Regions from separate parts of the Homo sapiens genome. Here region 1 is linked to region 2. Evidence: chromatin loops called from intact Hi-C (ENCODE). Cell type or tissue: endothelial cell of umbilical vein. All regions are shown on one strand.

What was found. Hi-C counts contacts between places; a loop is a spot of excess contacts. Peaks named below come from ENCODE experiments on the same cell type or tissue, not always from the same donor. Only the 100,000 strongest peaks of a DNase experiment are listed, where the experiment ranks them.
Region 1: it touches region 2 in a loop (4-fold over the local background); 2 of 110 quality-filtered maps call a loop at or near these places.

What each region holds. Positions count from the first base shown.
Region 1 is chr12:92,712,494-92,720,493 of GRCh38, reverse strand. The region is part of intron 3 of PLEKHG7 (pleckstrin homology and RhoGEF domain containing G7); the gene reads right to left. Among named protein-coding and RNA genes, the nearest start is that of PLEKHG7, 14 kb to the right of the region's middle. In endothelial cell of umbilical vein, a CTCF peak has its summit at 3,124 (motif pointing left); a DNase peak (open chromatin) is centred at 3,103.
Region 2 is chr12:92,780,546-92,788,545 of GRCh38, reverse strand. It overlaps EEA1 (early endosome antigen 1), which reads left to right. Exons shown (of 29, transcript NM_003566.4): 22 at 497-679; 23 at 6,411-6,596. Among named protein-coding and RNA genes, the nearest start is that of PLEKHG7, 82 kb to the right of the region's middle. In endothelial cell of umbilical vein, a CTCF peak has its summit at 3,237 (motif pointing left); a DNase peak (open chromatin) is centred at 3,235; H3K27ac peaks cover 247 bases.

The DNA.
Region 1 (8,000 bases), 68 kb after region 2:
ATTAGCCCGATGTGGTGGCGCACGCCTGTAGTCCCAGCTACTCAGGAGACTGGGGCATGAGAATAGCTTGAATCTGAGAGGCAGAGGTTGCAGTGAGCTGAGATTACGCCACTACACTCCAGCCTGGGTGACAGGGTGAGACTCCATCTCAAAAAAAAGAAAAAAAAAAAGACACTAAGAGAAGAGACACAGCGAAGAGAGAAGGGTATGTGAAGACGAACAGAGGCAGAGATTAAAGGGAGGCAGCCACAAGCCAATGAACGCCTGGATGAAAAAGCAAGCGAAAGTCCTCCCCTAGAGCCTTCAGGGGAAGTGTGGCTCTGCCCAAACTGTGATTTCAGACTTCTGATTTCCAGAATGGAAAGAGGATAAATTTCTGTTTTTTAAAGTCACCTGATTTATGGTAATTTATCATAGCAGCCACAGGAAACGAATATGGGGCAGTCCTATTGAGTGGCAAGGGCACCCAACTTAGGACCCAGATTCCCAACTGTGACCTTGGCCTGTCGCTTCCCCGGGCCACCGTTTCCTTATGTGGAAAGCAAGTGTGCCACGTGAGGCTGCCTGCATCCTGCATGCTCTAGTGTGAGATCCAGGAGCATCATTCTCCTTCTCTCCTTCTGTGGCCAGTGGGTGAGGACAGTAATTGTGTGGTGACCTTTATCTTGGCAGAAACGTTTGAAGATGATTAATTCAAAGCTCCCCTTTTAGAAATATGACTAATAGATCACTTACATTTTTAAAAGATTCCTTCTGTGCAGCAGACTTAAGCCAAGGACTCCTAGCCTTTAATTCCCAGGTGCAAATTTTAAGAAAAAATAATAACAAAGGCTAGAGAATATGGGAAGTACAACTGCCCTTTAGTGATATGTGTGTCTAAAAGGAATAAAAATCTTATTGAAGGCACTGCAACTTGGATAAAGCATAGTCTTATCTTTTCCTTTGCTACGAATGTTGCCCAGTGATTTTTGTTTTTTAATCAGGCAGCCTTATCAGGCCCTATTCATCAGAAACTATAGTCCTTGTCTGGTAGTAAGAGTTCATGGTAAATGTAGTCTTTTTCAGCAGGCAGCTTTTCAGCAATTGTGTGACTAGAAAAAGTTGGCATTCCATTTTAAGAATCATAATGTTTTACCCTATGCAAGAAATATAGTGCAATTTGGAATGCTTGCTTATAACTATGGGTTGATTACACAGGAAGAACAAATTAAGCATCAGTAACAAACTTTTTCTAAAAATCTCTTTTTAAAATAATCAAAAGAGAAATGACAACTGTACTGCCAATTATTGAACTACAGTTCTCTTGGTTAAATCTGGGATATATTTTTCCATTATGAGTTTCAAAAAATTGTTGGGAATGCGCTTTTGTATGTTCGACTATGGTTTCCAATTCAACTTTCTATCAAAGTATTCCATTTGTTGGAAACGCAAATGAGAAGCAGATAGGATGATGAGCTTCTAGTTTACCGCCTGGAATCCGGTACTATGATGGCGATTTCTCATAAATGCAGAGTGAACAAATGGAAGACTTGTACCCTATACATCAGTTTGAACACAGAACAGAGATGCCTCTTAAGAGTCTCATCATGTGTGAGAAATGCCATGTACTGTGGCTGTGGGGTCAAATCAGTAATATTTTTTGAGGACATGTGTTCAGAGCACCATGGTAACTGCTGGCAACTGCCCAGAAATCTCACCTTCTTTCTAGGTTACTGTTTTTTATGGAAAACACTCAACATACTCCCTTGTGGGATTAAGCAATATTTGTACAAATCCCCACAAACCCAAAGTACACTCAGAGACAAGCACAAAACTATAAGGAAGATCGAGGAGGTCAAGAGGAGCTGGAGGGAGTCAGATAAATAGTTGGAGGAGAAAATACACGAAACAAAAGGGGACCATACAATTTTTCCCTAAAAGGCATGTCCAAACCCAACTACCAATCAATTTCCTTTTTCTTTTCTTTTTCTTTCCTTAAACATTTATTGGACACCTACTAAGTGCCAGGCAGTGTTCTAGGTACCGGGGATAAGGCAATAAACAAAACAGATGAAAATCCCACTTTCCTGGAACTTACATTCTATTAGGTTGGTGCAAATGTAATTGCAGTTTTTGACGCAATTAAAAGTAATGGCAAAACCCGTAATTACTTTTGCACCAGCCTAACAGATGAGCTGATGCTGCTGGAAGAGTGGCACGTGGTTCCCCTTGCACCATGCCCATATCAGGAAGGCTCCCCAAGGCTGCAGTCTTCTCTTTTGAGTAATGAGCAGTACACTGCCTAGTAGTCTCTGAATCCTGTCCAACAAGCCTTAAAGCCCCGAAGAAGCTGACAGAGTCTTCTCCTCTAGTATGTTCTACAGTTAACAGACAGTGCTAGGGACATAAGGGGTTTTAAATAAAAGCCTGTGGGGTATAATATTGTATTGAACCTAAAGGTCAGATACATTACATTTGATGTGCCTGATGTTAGAATATTTAGCTCTGGGGTTAGAAAATTTTAGAAAGGATAAGTCAATGACTTACATGTGGGAGGTGCTGAATGAATGGTTTCTCTAAGAATAACCATAGCTACTATTTGAGTTATATTATTAACCAGTTCAAAAGAAAGACCTGTGAGAGGAACACTACAGGTGTGCATTGCTTAATGATGGGGATACGTTCTGAGAAATGCATCCTCAGGCAATTTTGTCATTGTGTGAACATCACAGAGTGAACTTACACAAACCTCAATGGTGTGTAGCCTACTACACACCTAGGCTGTAAGGTGTCACTGGGGGTTCCCAGGCTACAAACCTGTACACCGTGTTATGGTACTGAATAATGTAGGCAGCAGTAACACAATGGGAAGTATTTGTGTATCTAAACATAAACTAGGTAGAGCAAAACTACGTTATGATAATCTTACGGGACCACTATTGTATATGAGGCCCATTGTTGACAAAAGCATCATTAATACAGTGCCTGACTGTATTTGTGTCTCCACTTTGTGGATTAAAAACATCGAAGTTTCAAGTGGTTAAGGAAATTGTGCAAGATCTTGTTGCCACAGAGAAGTGGAGCTAGGATTTAAATTCAGGGAGTTTGACTCCAGTAGATTTTAACTCCAGGTCCTGCTGCCCCCTATTGGTAACCCCAGATGACTCTGACTTTGGGGGAAGTTTTACTGGCATTTAATACTTTCTTTGTTTGTTTTTTCCTCAAGACAAACTTTCAAATATCTCATCAGTTGGCTTTCATGTTAGTGTTGCCCCAGTGGCTAATATGGATGTATTTAATTTTTCTCCTACTTTCTATTTGAGCATTGGAAGGTTAGTCTATAGTCTTATAGAAATGTAGCATGTACGTTTCTCTTCTCTCTTTCAGGGCTGACCTGAAAATTAGGTAAGATGGATGCTTCCTATGAATATAAAATTGAAGGGATGCTAGGAATGTTTCCCTATCCACAAAAGCATCTCCCTCACTTGCTTCTGATGTTTAAAATTTCCACCAACACAGTTTCACTGCTTGGCTTCAAGCTGTCTTTTGTTAAAATGCAAATGCATTGGGGATAGATAAGTGGAACGGTAATCCAAGAAGCCTGCCAACCTGCCTGTCTTCCTTCTTCCATTCATCTTTTTGGAAGTAGACTCTTTCTGGGTACTGGATGCTAGAGGTTCAAAGATAAATAAGAAGCAGTCTCTGCTCTCAGGAAGGTTTTGATTCTTGGGGGCAGATGAATTTAAAAGAAACACAATATAGTGTTTTAGAAATTATGATGGAGACATTTATAAGATGCGGGGAAACCCAAAAGGGAGAAATGTACTGGCTGTACTTGGAAAGATGAGAGTGTATATCCCTTAAGCCTAAATTCCCTCACACTTGTGTAAGAATGAATTGTGAAGATTTTTTTTCCAGAGGCCATATTCTAGTGATAACAGAGGAAGGTTTGAAGTGAGTATGAGTTCACTTAAATATTACAGAATGAGAGAGGGAATGGCAGGAAGAACGAGTTCACAAAGAAAAACGTGAGAGCAAGGGTTTTCCAGTTAGCCAATTTCAGAACTAAGAGTATATTGGGCACTTCTCACTTACACATTGTCAGGTTACATATATTACAGGTTAAAACACTGTAATACCTGTAATCCCAGCACTTTGGGAGGCCAAGGAGGGTGGACGACTTGAGGTCAGGAGTTTGAGGCCAGCCTGGCCAACAATGACGAAATCCTGTCTCTACTAAAAACACAAAAATTAGCCGGGTGTGGTGGTGCACACCTGTAATCCCACCTACTCGGGAGGCTGAGACAAGAGAATCACTTGAACCCAGGAGGCAGAGATTTCAGTGAGCTGAGATTGTACCAATGCACTCCAGCCTGAGTGACAGAGCAAGACTCTGTCTCAAAAAAAACAAAACAAAACAAAACAAAACAAAAAAACCCCAAAACCACTGTAATAGAAGAATCAGTATTTTTGAAAAAGGTTTCATATCTATTCTGCAAGACAAAAAATTTTGCTGTGATTGGAAGCCACAGAGGCAAGCATTTCTTAATTGTATAGGCCAGGGGTCAGCACACCTTTTCTGTAAAGAGACAGATAGTAAACATTTTAGGCTTTGTGGGCCATGCAGTCTCTTGCAATTCTGCCATTACAATGTTGAAACAGCCACAGGCAATGCACAAATGAGTGGGCGTTGGTGTGTTCCAATAAAGCTTTATTAACAGAAACAGGTTATGGGCCATAGTTTGCTAAATCCTAGTTTATACCATTTGATAGGCCTTTTTTTTTTTTTTTTTTTTTTGAGGCAAGAACCCTTGCTCTTAGATAGACAGTGGGGCCTCATGCAGAGCTCTTCACTCTTCACCTAACATTATATGACCATGCAGCCTGGCAAGCAGCTGTTCAAGGAAGTGGGCTCTTTGAACAAATGGCTGCTGCAGAAAAGACTGCAGAGACATGTGGAAGAAGAGAAGAGGGAGTGAAGAGAGACAAATGGGGGATCTGTCTCGGTTTGTTTTTGTTTTTGTTTTTGTTTTCAGTTCTTGTTTATTAGTAGTAATGTAAGAATCTTGTGATGGTTAATACTGAGTATCAACTTGATTGGATTGAAGGATGCAAAGTATTGATCCTGGGTGTATCTGTGAAGGTGTTGCCAAAAGAGATTAACATATCAGTCAGTGGGCGGGGGAAGGCAGACCCACCCTTAATCTGGGTGGGCACCATCTAATCAGCTGCCAGCAAATCTAAAGCAGGCAGAAAAACGTGAAGATCTGAGATTGGCTTAGCCTCCCAGCCTACGTCTTTCTCCCATGCTGGATGCTTCCTGCCCTCGAACATTGGACTCCAAGTTCTTCAGCTTTGGAACTCTGACTGGCTCTCCTTGCTCCGCAGCTGGCAGACAGCCTATTGTGGGACCTCGTGATCATGTGAGTTAATACTTAATAAACTCTTTATCTATCTATCTATCTATCTATCTATCTATCTATCTATCTATCTATCCCATTAGTTCTGTTCCTCTAGAGAACTCTGACTAATACAGATTTTGGTACAAGGAGTGGTTCTAGAGGAACAGAGTATTAAGGATGGAGTTCTTTCATTGGTTTTGGGGCTTCTGGAGTTGGCTGCTTCATATGATTAGACCGAAAAATGCTAAGGACTCTACTTCTAATAGTATGGAGAACACTGATAGTCCTTGGTGTGAACCGTTTGGAGAGTTATGCAACATAAATGCATTTGACACTCCTGATTCACTGCTTGTGACAGGCAAGTTTAGTGACTCTATACATAATACCTTTGACATATGTGGAGAACCAAGGAACATAACAAAGCTGGTTGGGTGCTCCTAAGTTCAGTAGACAAAGTGTTGAGAGAAAATGATGAACTCAGGGATTCTAACTCCTGGCTTCAGAAGCAGACACTGAGCCTCAAAATTTGCTAAGATTGCCCTGAGTGACAGTCTTATCTCTTGTAGAGAAAGAGCTGAAATTGTTGAAAAATAGACACAAGCTCTTATTATGTGAGTAGCTGACCTGCAATGAAAGGTGCATGCACAGCCCCACCAGGTGCCTACTGTTAAAGTGAGGGCATTGATTGGAAAAGAATGAGACCCTGCAACTTGGAATAGGATGCCCGGGAGGACGCTGATGAAGCTGGGGACACTGAGTTTGTAAATTCTGACAATGCTTTTTGCTAGAAAAAAACAGCTTCCCCATCCCCAGTAGTGGCAACATCCCCACCCTGACCCATGCTGCCATCAGCCTTTCCACCTTTGTCTGGGGAGATAAACCCTGCACTGCCTGAGGCAATAGTGATGGCCTCCCTTGAGGCAGTTGGCAGGCAAGATAATGTTGATTCTTCTCAGGAGCCACCCCCAACAACCTTGTTTGCCTCTAGACCTGTAACTGGACTAAAGTCCCGGCAGGCACCTAGAGGTAAGGTTGAGAGTGTGACCCATGAGGAGGGGTCCTACACTTGAAAATAACTGCTTGAGTTTTCTAATTTATATAAACAGAAATCTGGAGAACAGGCATGGGAATTGATATTAAGGGTGTGGGATAATGGTGGAAGGAACATAGAGTTGGATCAGGCTGAATTTATTGATTTGGGCCCACTAAATAGGGACTCTGCATTTAATGTCTCAGCTTGGGGAGTTAAAAAAGGGTCCAAGAGTTTATTTCTTGGTTAGCTAAAATATGGATTAAAAGATAGCCCACTGTGAGTGAGCTGGAAATGCCTCATCTCCCTCAGTTTAATGTAGAGGAAGGGATCCAAAGGCTTAGGGAGATTGGGATGGTGGAGTGGATTAGTCACTTTAGACCTACTCATCCCAGTAGAGAGGGTCAGAAGATACACCCTTGACCAATGCCTTGTGAAATAGATTTGTGAGGGCAGGACCTGCATTTTTGAAGAGCCCTGTAATTGCTCTTCTCTGTATGTCAGATCTAACAGTGGGAACTGCAGTCACTCAACTACAAAATTTAAATACAATGGGAATAATTGGATCCCAAGGTGGCAGAGGCCAGGTGGCAGCACTCAACCATCAAAGGCAAGGTGGGTGTAGCTACCATAATGGACGGAAGAGGCAAAGCGGCAATCAGAATAGACTGACTCCTGTAGAGTGCTGGCACTGGCTAATTAATTACAGTGTTCCTAGAATTAAAATTGATAGGAAGCCTACTACATTCCTACCTAATTTTCATAAGCAGAAAACTTCTAGGTTGAATGGACAAGACTAATTTGAATTGTAAAAACAGAATCACGGCCCCTCAATCAATTTCCAGACTTGAGCCAGTTTACAAACCCAGAACCCCTTGAATAAAGGGAAGGCCAGGTCCCCTTGAGGAAGGACCCCACTACATTACTGACAATTTATGTAGTGAATCTTTTTTTGATATGCAGCCTTGCTCTGCCGTCCAGGCTGGAGTGCAGTGGTGCGATCTCAATTCACTATGCCGTGAATCTTTTTCCCATCCTTCCCTATGGAGACCTCTGGCCTTTTACCAAGGTAACTGTGTACTGGGGAAAGGGAAATGATCAGACATTTTGGGGACTACTGGACACTGGCTTTGAGCTGAGGTTGATTCCAGGGAACCCAAAACATCATTGTGGTCCTCCAGTTAAAGTAGGGGCTTATGGAGGTCAGGTAATTAATGGAGTTTTAGCTCAGGTCTGACTTACAGTGAGTCCAGTGGGTCCCCAGACTCATCTTGTGGTCATTTTTCCAGGACCAGAGTATATAATTGGCATAGACATACTTAGCAGCTGGCAGAACCCCCACATTGGCTTCCTGACTGGTAGGGTGAGGGCTATTACGGAGGGAAAGGCAAAATGGAAGCCATTTAGAGCTACCTCTAGCTAGAAAAATAGTAAATAAAAAAAAATCGCATCCCTGGAGGGATTGTGGAAATTAATGCTACCATCAAGGACTCGAAAGACGCAGGGGTGGTGATTCCCACCACATCCCTGTTCAACTCTCCCATTTGGCCTGTGCAGAAGACAAATGGATCTTGGAGAATGACAGTGAA
Region 2 (8,000 bases):
TGAGATTTTCTTTTTCTGCCTTGATATTAATTAAGATGACCTGTAGAAATTTCCTAAGTTATTCTTGAATTTCCAAGAGTAGAAACTATATATTAATACTTCAACAAAGTAATGGCTTCTTACTTTCTTTCATGTACAAGTTTCCCTTAGTTCCACCTTAAATTACGTCAGCTGAGGCATCTAGCACTGCATGCTCCCTCAGAATGTAGTTGTTACTCTTTCTCCCGAGACCTGATAGTACTTCCCAGTGAAATGCCTTTTTAAAAAAAAAAAAAAATTAATTACTTTTGTATTTTATGTTCTTTAAATTGAGACTTGTTAGATTTTGTAATTCTTTGACTTTATAAGTAATTTACCCTATTGAGGTAGAAATTTGGGGCATAAGTACAGTTCATCTTATTGTTTGGAATTTTCTTCTAGTTGTCTGGATTTTACTTTATATTTGTAATTGGTTTTTGGAATGCATACTGTTTTAAATAACTATTGTATGTTTCAGACAGAGCTTGAGAATAAACTACAGCAGCAGTTAACACAGGCAGCCCAGGAACTTGCAGCAGAGAAAGAGAAAATATCAGTATTACAAAACAACTATGAAAAAAGTCAGGAAACTTTCAAACAGCTTCAATCTGATTTCTATGGGAGGGAATCTGAACTTCTAGCCACCAGGCAAGATCTTAAGGTATAGTAAACTATACTGTACCATAAAGTCTCAGTAAGTTTTATAGACATTTATTAAATGATCTATTTGAATCCAAATGGGCAAGGAAATGTTAGTATTTGTGGAATAGTGTGCTGTTTTCTATTAAATTGTTATTTTGTATTAGCATGCTTTAAAAAATTGTTTAAAATGTGGGCATTTTAAAATGACATATTTATAATAGTAAGATAATTTGGATATATCTTAATTGTGACACTGTTAACTTATGTAAGTATTATGCTGTCTTTGTGTGTGAATAACTTTAAAGATAGGCTGCTGTTAAGTTTTAAATGTAAACCACTTGTGAAAAAATGCAAGCAATTTTACCATTGCTTGTCAGGCAATTCTGACATTAGTTATAATATTTGTCAAGTTCCCAATATTACTGGATTGCCTAATGATTAAAATTAGGAGATTATAGCTCAAAATAAACTTACCCTTAATTATATAACAATGTATAGAAATTTTGTCTTTGGTAATGTTATTTGATTAGATAAAGTATCAAGTTTATTAAATTGAAGGATAATGGGAAAAGGGTAAACAATTTTTAGGTCACAGGAAGGTACCAGTTTTCTAAGGAAAATGGAATATTTGTGTTCTCTCACAGAGGATTCAGCCAGTTTTTTTTCTGTCTCTCTTTTTGTTAAGGGGAAATGCTTTATCTGTTTCTTTCCTATGTTTGGGATTTTGTTTATTTAAAGTGCATATTGCAAAATTCTGAGAATGAAAGAATATTAAAATGTTTTATTTAGATAGGGAGCATATATTTTATCCATAGGCTGTTATAAGGAATTATGAAGGAGGTGGGACTTGATTAGGTCCTGAATTTGAATACACAGAGACTCCGGAGAAAGGTCATTTTATTCAGGGGCACATTTGAGAAAAGGTGCCATAGTGAGAATGAATAAAGCAAGCAGACAGTTAACATAATTGCCTTGCTGGCGTACTAGTTTATGTTTGGAATTAAGGTTTAAAAGGTTGGATCTAAATTGTGAAGTATCTTAGATGCCTAGCAAAGATGATTGGATTTTATATTTGAGGGGAAAAAGTGAAAAGTCTAAATAGAGGAGTAAAATGAAGAAAATAGTACTTTAGAAAACAACCTGGTAGTGGTTTGCAGACAGCTTGGATTGGACCTGGGATAGACTAGTGGTGGAGAGATGAGTTAAGAGGTTACTAACTTCCTTTCTCCATAAATTCTAATAGTCGAGGTATGAGTTGATTAGAACTGGGATGAACATTAAAGAGGATGAAATAGAGATTAATGGGAGAGAGAGAAGAAACAAAAGGACTGAACCCATACCTGGCTGCAAGGATTTGACAGAGATAGGAAATTGGGTGAAAGAATTTTCATAGTGCCAGTAGAATATCTATGTATCTATCTATGTATCTATCTGTTTATCTGGAGGTAAAAATTAGCAATAGTTGTTATTAAGAAAAAATACCACACAAGATTTAGGTAGTGTTAAATTATTATTATTTGACCTTACAACACTATTGAAAGTATTGAAAGTCAAGGAAGCTTTGTGGAGGAGTTTGGGCTTAGCCTAAGAACAGTGAGGAACCACTAAAGGGAGTTACTTACATTTGTATTTTAGGCAAATGACTCACTGCAGATTGAGGAATGAGAAACAGGGCTGAATCTGAAGACCAGAAGACTTTGCAGTAGTCTAAGTGCAAGACGATGGTGGTGTGGGCTGGTAATAGCAAGGATGGAGAAAAGTGGATGAATTTGAAGGATATTTAAATGATAGAAGAGATGAAACTTAATGTTTGATTGGAAAAGTCTTATAGAAATCACACTCTTTCCATATGGATGTCATTTACCCAAAGCATAAGCTAGTAACAGGAACCAACATTAAATTAATCAATGTTAATTGATTTGATTGATATTCTTTCATTAAGCCAGCGATTTTTATTATGCTTGAAAGCTATGTTGTGTACTAATAATTTCATACATGAAAGAATAACTCAAATGTAAATATGGGCAAAAAGAGAAAGCTGAGGGACAAGGCTGCCATAGAGTTTTACAACTGTTAAGGGACCTTGGATAGATCCTCTATTCCAAAGCTTGCTTTTGCCAAAGAGAGCAGGCCCAGTGCTTCCTTTTGCAGAGAAGACAGGCCTACTGCTGTACAATAACAGAACCATGGTTAAATCTTAGTTCTGATTCAAAGTCTGCCATTCTTTCATCATTTCACTATAATTTTTTAACAAAATAAAAGATTGGTAAATTTTATATAAAATGCTTTTAAAATGAGAAGTGTATGAACTACTTAAGAAGCTAATTAAAAAAAATAGTCAATTCCTAGGGAAGTTCAGATGATATTTATAGACTAGGATAAGAGATGGCTATCAGTTATTATTTTTCTTTTGCTTCAATGATGTTGGATGGTCTTGTGTATAAGAGAGAGAAGAGGAGAGATTCAGAGCCTTGTAACATGATACCTAACTACTTCAAGGCTATCTACCATGGGTTGACAGTGTAGAGCATGGGCTAACAGTGTATATACCTAGACACCAGTAGAATGGAAGGTAGCCTGGCCTGATCTATGCCTTTAGCCCCATCTGCTGGATTATTTATGAAGTACTTAAGTTTGTTGACTGGATATTTCAGATTGGCTATGCTGTACACCACTCTTTGTTGTCCAGGAAAGGTAGAGGTAGAATTTAACTGTAAAATTTACACCCTGAGTGAAGTGAAAATTCTAGGATAATAGATTTAGAATTAAATATAAATCTTCTTAGCCTAGTACTCTATATCATTTCATCAGAAATCAAGAAAAAACAACTAAAAATATGAAGTTTTTTTTTTTTTTTTAAGAAAGTATGGGAAAACTTGCTGAATAGACAAAAACAACAGCTACCATGGAACACTGCAGAAATCATTTGTTTACTGGGGTGCTATAATGTGATTGGCATAATCAGGGTCAAGGTTGGTATTTGATCCATTTAGGGATTTGCCTATTTCAAGGGGAGTAGATGGGTTAGAGATAGTCCCAACAAAACCATGGAATGGGAGAGAGGGTTCTCCGAGGGAAGAGATGCTGAGCAGAGGAAATAATATGCAATATTATTATAATCTGCAATAAGAAAGATGAAAAGAACATTTAAAATGCATGGCAGTATAAATGTTCATCTATGTCATTGAATGATGTAGATGAAAGTTCAGAGGCAGGGGAAAACATGTCTTGGCATGTTCAGAAAGGATTTCATGGAGCAGTCCAAATTTTGAGCTTGACTTTAAAAAATCAGTCACTGGGTTTTGTGAGTTTAACATTTTATAGGCTGTTATTTAAACCATGGGCTTTTTGGAAATCTTGTGGTTAGAGGTTAGGGTTGCTTTCCAGGCTCTAGCAAGCGTTGGTATTTTTAAACATTAGATCAGGATCTCTATTAACTAATTATAGTTGCTGTAGACTGTTTGAACTGGACTTTGTCAACTTTTCTCCTTTTTTATGTGAAATCACTCTCACCCTTTGTGACATATAGGTCAGTTCCCACATGTGGTATAGAGCCTTCTGTAAACCCCACTCCACAGCATCTCACACTCACTGTTTTTCTGTGCATTTGGCACATAGCGTATACTCTCCTGCCCTGTGTAGCTTCCATTTTACATGGCTGTTCTGCTTTTTGGGCGATGTACTCAACTCCCTTAAGTCAAAGACCAGCTTGTACCCTCCTGTTCTGTCTTAGCAGTGTTCTCAATTAATGGTTAGGTGCTGGATTAGTGAAGAACTAGCTGATGTTAATTCTTCCCTGAAAAAAGCCTCAAGGGGTTTAGTGTTCTACTGGCAGTCATTGAAAATTAAGATTTAATTTATATCAGAAAGACGTAACTGGGTTACTGGTAAGAAGTAAACTTTCAGGAAGCTTAAGAATCCTCATAAATAAGATCTTTATTTATTTATTTCATCTTTCTTTTTTTTTTTACTGAGTACTTGCTGTATACAAGCCTACTCAGCAAGGATCCTTTGCTAAATTACGTTTTCTGCCTCCTTTTCAAAGGAGCTGTATCTCCAGAATAAGAAAGATCAGCTTTTTCCAGATCTGATGGAAGAGATCAGTTGGATCTCTTACCCTGCTGATTCTTCGCAGTAGCAGCTGAGAGTGGCAAGGTTCCTACCATACCCATTATCTACCTGTTACCATATTTATCCCCAACTGAAGTGTCATGAGTGAAAAAGCTTCCCCTTTCCCCAACTTCTTCTTCTCAAAATACTTGGGCTTTAAAACAGTCAACAACTATGGACTATGTTAAATGACAATCACTACTTCTACGATATAGATGAGAAGAGGACAGTGTGCTTTCTCAGGATAGAGCCTCATTCTATGTTTGGCTGAATTTTCTCTTTTTGTTCACTTGATCAGGTTGTCAGCTGTGAAGTTGTTATTATTTTTATTCCATGACAAAATAATCCTTCCTATTTGTTTCAGGAAAAACTCTCTCAAATTGTGTTTTTCCCCTACTCTCACACCACAACAATCATCAACACAGAAGACTTCTGTGACCAAACATATGGGGATTTTCCCACACACACCAAGAAGCAGACACCAACTGTGTGTCTTCCAATTTAATTCTGACAGTATCTCCCTAGAGATAGTATCAAATCCCACAGATTGGGGGCTCAATCCCCAAGACTGCTCCCTACAACTCCAAACACCAATCATTAATCCAGGCTTCCAGAACTTCTGACCAACTAGCTAGTTTCAAGTTGGGGTTTTCATGACACCCTCTTTGGGTTCAGTTAGTTTGCTGAACAGCTCACAGAACTCAGGGAAAACTTACTTACATTTACTGATTTATTATAAAGGATATTACAGAGAATACAGATGAAGAGATGTGTTGGGTGATATGGGGGAAGGGGCACAGAGCTTCCGTGCCCTCCCCGGGCATGCCACCCTCCAGGCTCCGTATGTTCAGCTATCTAGAAGTTCCCCAAACCCAGTTCTCTTGGATTTTTATGGAAGCATTCTTTCACCCAGGGTATGAGGCAGGACCCTTTCAGGGAAGAGTCTTAAGACTCACAATCAGAAAATGGGGTGGGGAAGAAGATTAGAGGCCTGCCTAGGGACCAGTGGAAGAAGGGCAGGAGACGAGATTCTGTTTCCTGAGGCCTAACATACCCAACATTGTAACAAAAAACTGTAACAAAGGATGTGGGAGTTGTGATTCAGGAACCCTGGACAAAAACCACTATATCATAACACCATACTATTTATTAATATTTTTAGCATGTCAAGGGACATCATAGAACCTACCAAATGTATATGTATGCATAATGAAGCATTTAATTATATCTCTTTTAAGATTGTTTTCTTTCACACTGCCTTATGACTTTAACCATATATATGTTCTCTGAGTGTATCTGATATGGTCCCTACTTATTTGGTATTCTTTCATATCAACTAGCCAATATTGAAGATGTGATCAACATTCAGCAAATACTTTAAATATTTATTTAGTAAATAGATTATTTTTGGAGGCTTTGGAATTGCTTCCATTTTACTAAATATTTTATATTATAAATGTTTTCTATAAGCAAGAGAGTTAATATTTTAGAATTCTTTCTCTTTTACCTGTCTTACTGAAGGGTATAATATGCTATCTTTTTATAGTTTATTGCTTTCTACAATGTTTATATTAACTATGTTTCTGTTGAATTTACTAAAAACATGGCATATAATAATTTGGGAAAATTGTTTTTGTAAGTCTGTAGAAGAGAAGCTTTCTCTAGCACAGGAGGACTTGATTTCAAACAGAAATCAAATTGGAAATCAAAATAAATTGATTCAAGAACTGAAGACTGCCAAGGCTACATTGGAGCAGGATTCAGCAAAGAAAGAACAGCAATTGCAGGAGCGATGTAAAGCACTACAAGACATTCAGAAAGAAAAGGTATTGCATGTTTCTGACCTAAATCTACAATCTTAGAGTTACAGTTGTCTTAGAGATCATCCAGTCAAACCTCTTATTTAGTACAGGCATCATCCTTATTTTCAACAGCTCTCTCAGAGGGACCTCTAGTTTCTGACACTTTTGATCATTGGGATTTTAATGCTAGGAAGTACTTCTTAATGGCCTCCTTGTTATTTCTACCCTTTTTTCTTACTGCTCTTTAGTTTTACAAACAAGTCAATTTTTCACACCATAGACCCTTGGTTATTGCAGAAAAGATAATATAGTTCCTCAACTATTTCTCATATAACGTATTATCCTTTAGATGTGTGAATGAGATAATAAAAGATCTAGAAATAATTCTTAAACATGTTAAGAATTCTTAAAATTAAGAACCAGATTGTCTAAGGAGTTTATTAAGTTTCAAAGTTGAAAGCATTGGTTTACTAATATATGACCAGTACATTTTAAAAATCACTTTAAATTCTGTATGAAAGAAAAATTCAGATCCTAGGAAAGAGTTTATTTTTTGTTTTATAGTTGAAATCATATATTCCTGTTAGCTGACAGGATATTACTCTGCAGTGTATATTCCCTGAAATTCTTGGTAAATTCTAAATGGTTCAGTTCCTGAAATTTAATTTAAAAATGTTCTGTGGGTGTGGTGATGGTGAAGCTGGAATGAAATTCATGATTTGTGCTTCAAGTTTAGAGAATTCTGACAGAACTCTTGTTCATAAGGCCAGGTTTGATGGCTCATGCCTGTTATCTCAGCACTCCCAGAGACCAAGGAGGAGGGATTGCTTGAGCCCAGGAGTTCAAGATCAGCCTGGGCAACATAGTGAGACCTTGTCTCTATTAAAAAAAAAAATTTAGCTGGGCATGGTGGTGCACACCTGTAGTCCCACCTACTCGGGAGACCGAGGTGGGAGGATAGCTTGAGCCTGGGAGGTCAAGGCTGCAGTGAGTGAGCCATGATCATACCACTGCACTCCAGCCTGGGTGATAGAATGAGACCCTGTTTCAAAAAGAAAAAGAACTGTTGTTTATAGGAGTTTAGTTGTGTGAGCTTTAGATCATACAGACTTGCTTTGGTTTTGGCTCTATCTCTGATAGATTATTTTATGTCTCTTAAACCTTTGTTTCTTCACCTAGAAAATGGAGATTTAAAAGTCTACATATACTAGAGATTAACTGAGATAATATCCTAACTAGATACCTTATATAAAGATAGTGATAGTAATAAAATAGGAGTTATAAGAGTAAGAATCGTAGTTTTGCAGTATCATTACTCTGACCAGGTACAATTTATCTCACAATATTAACTATAACTATTTAATCTTTACAATTATTTTATTATTGTTCACACTGTATAAATAAGGAAACAGCCAAGAACCAAGAGAG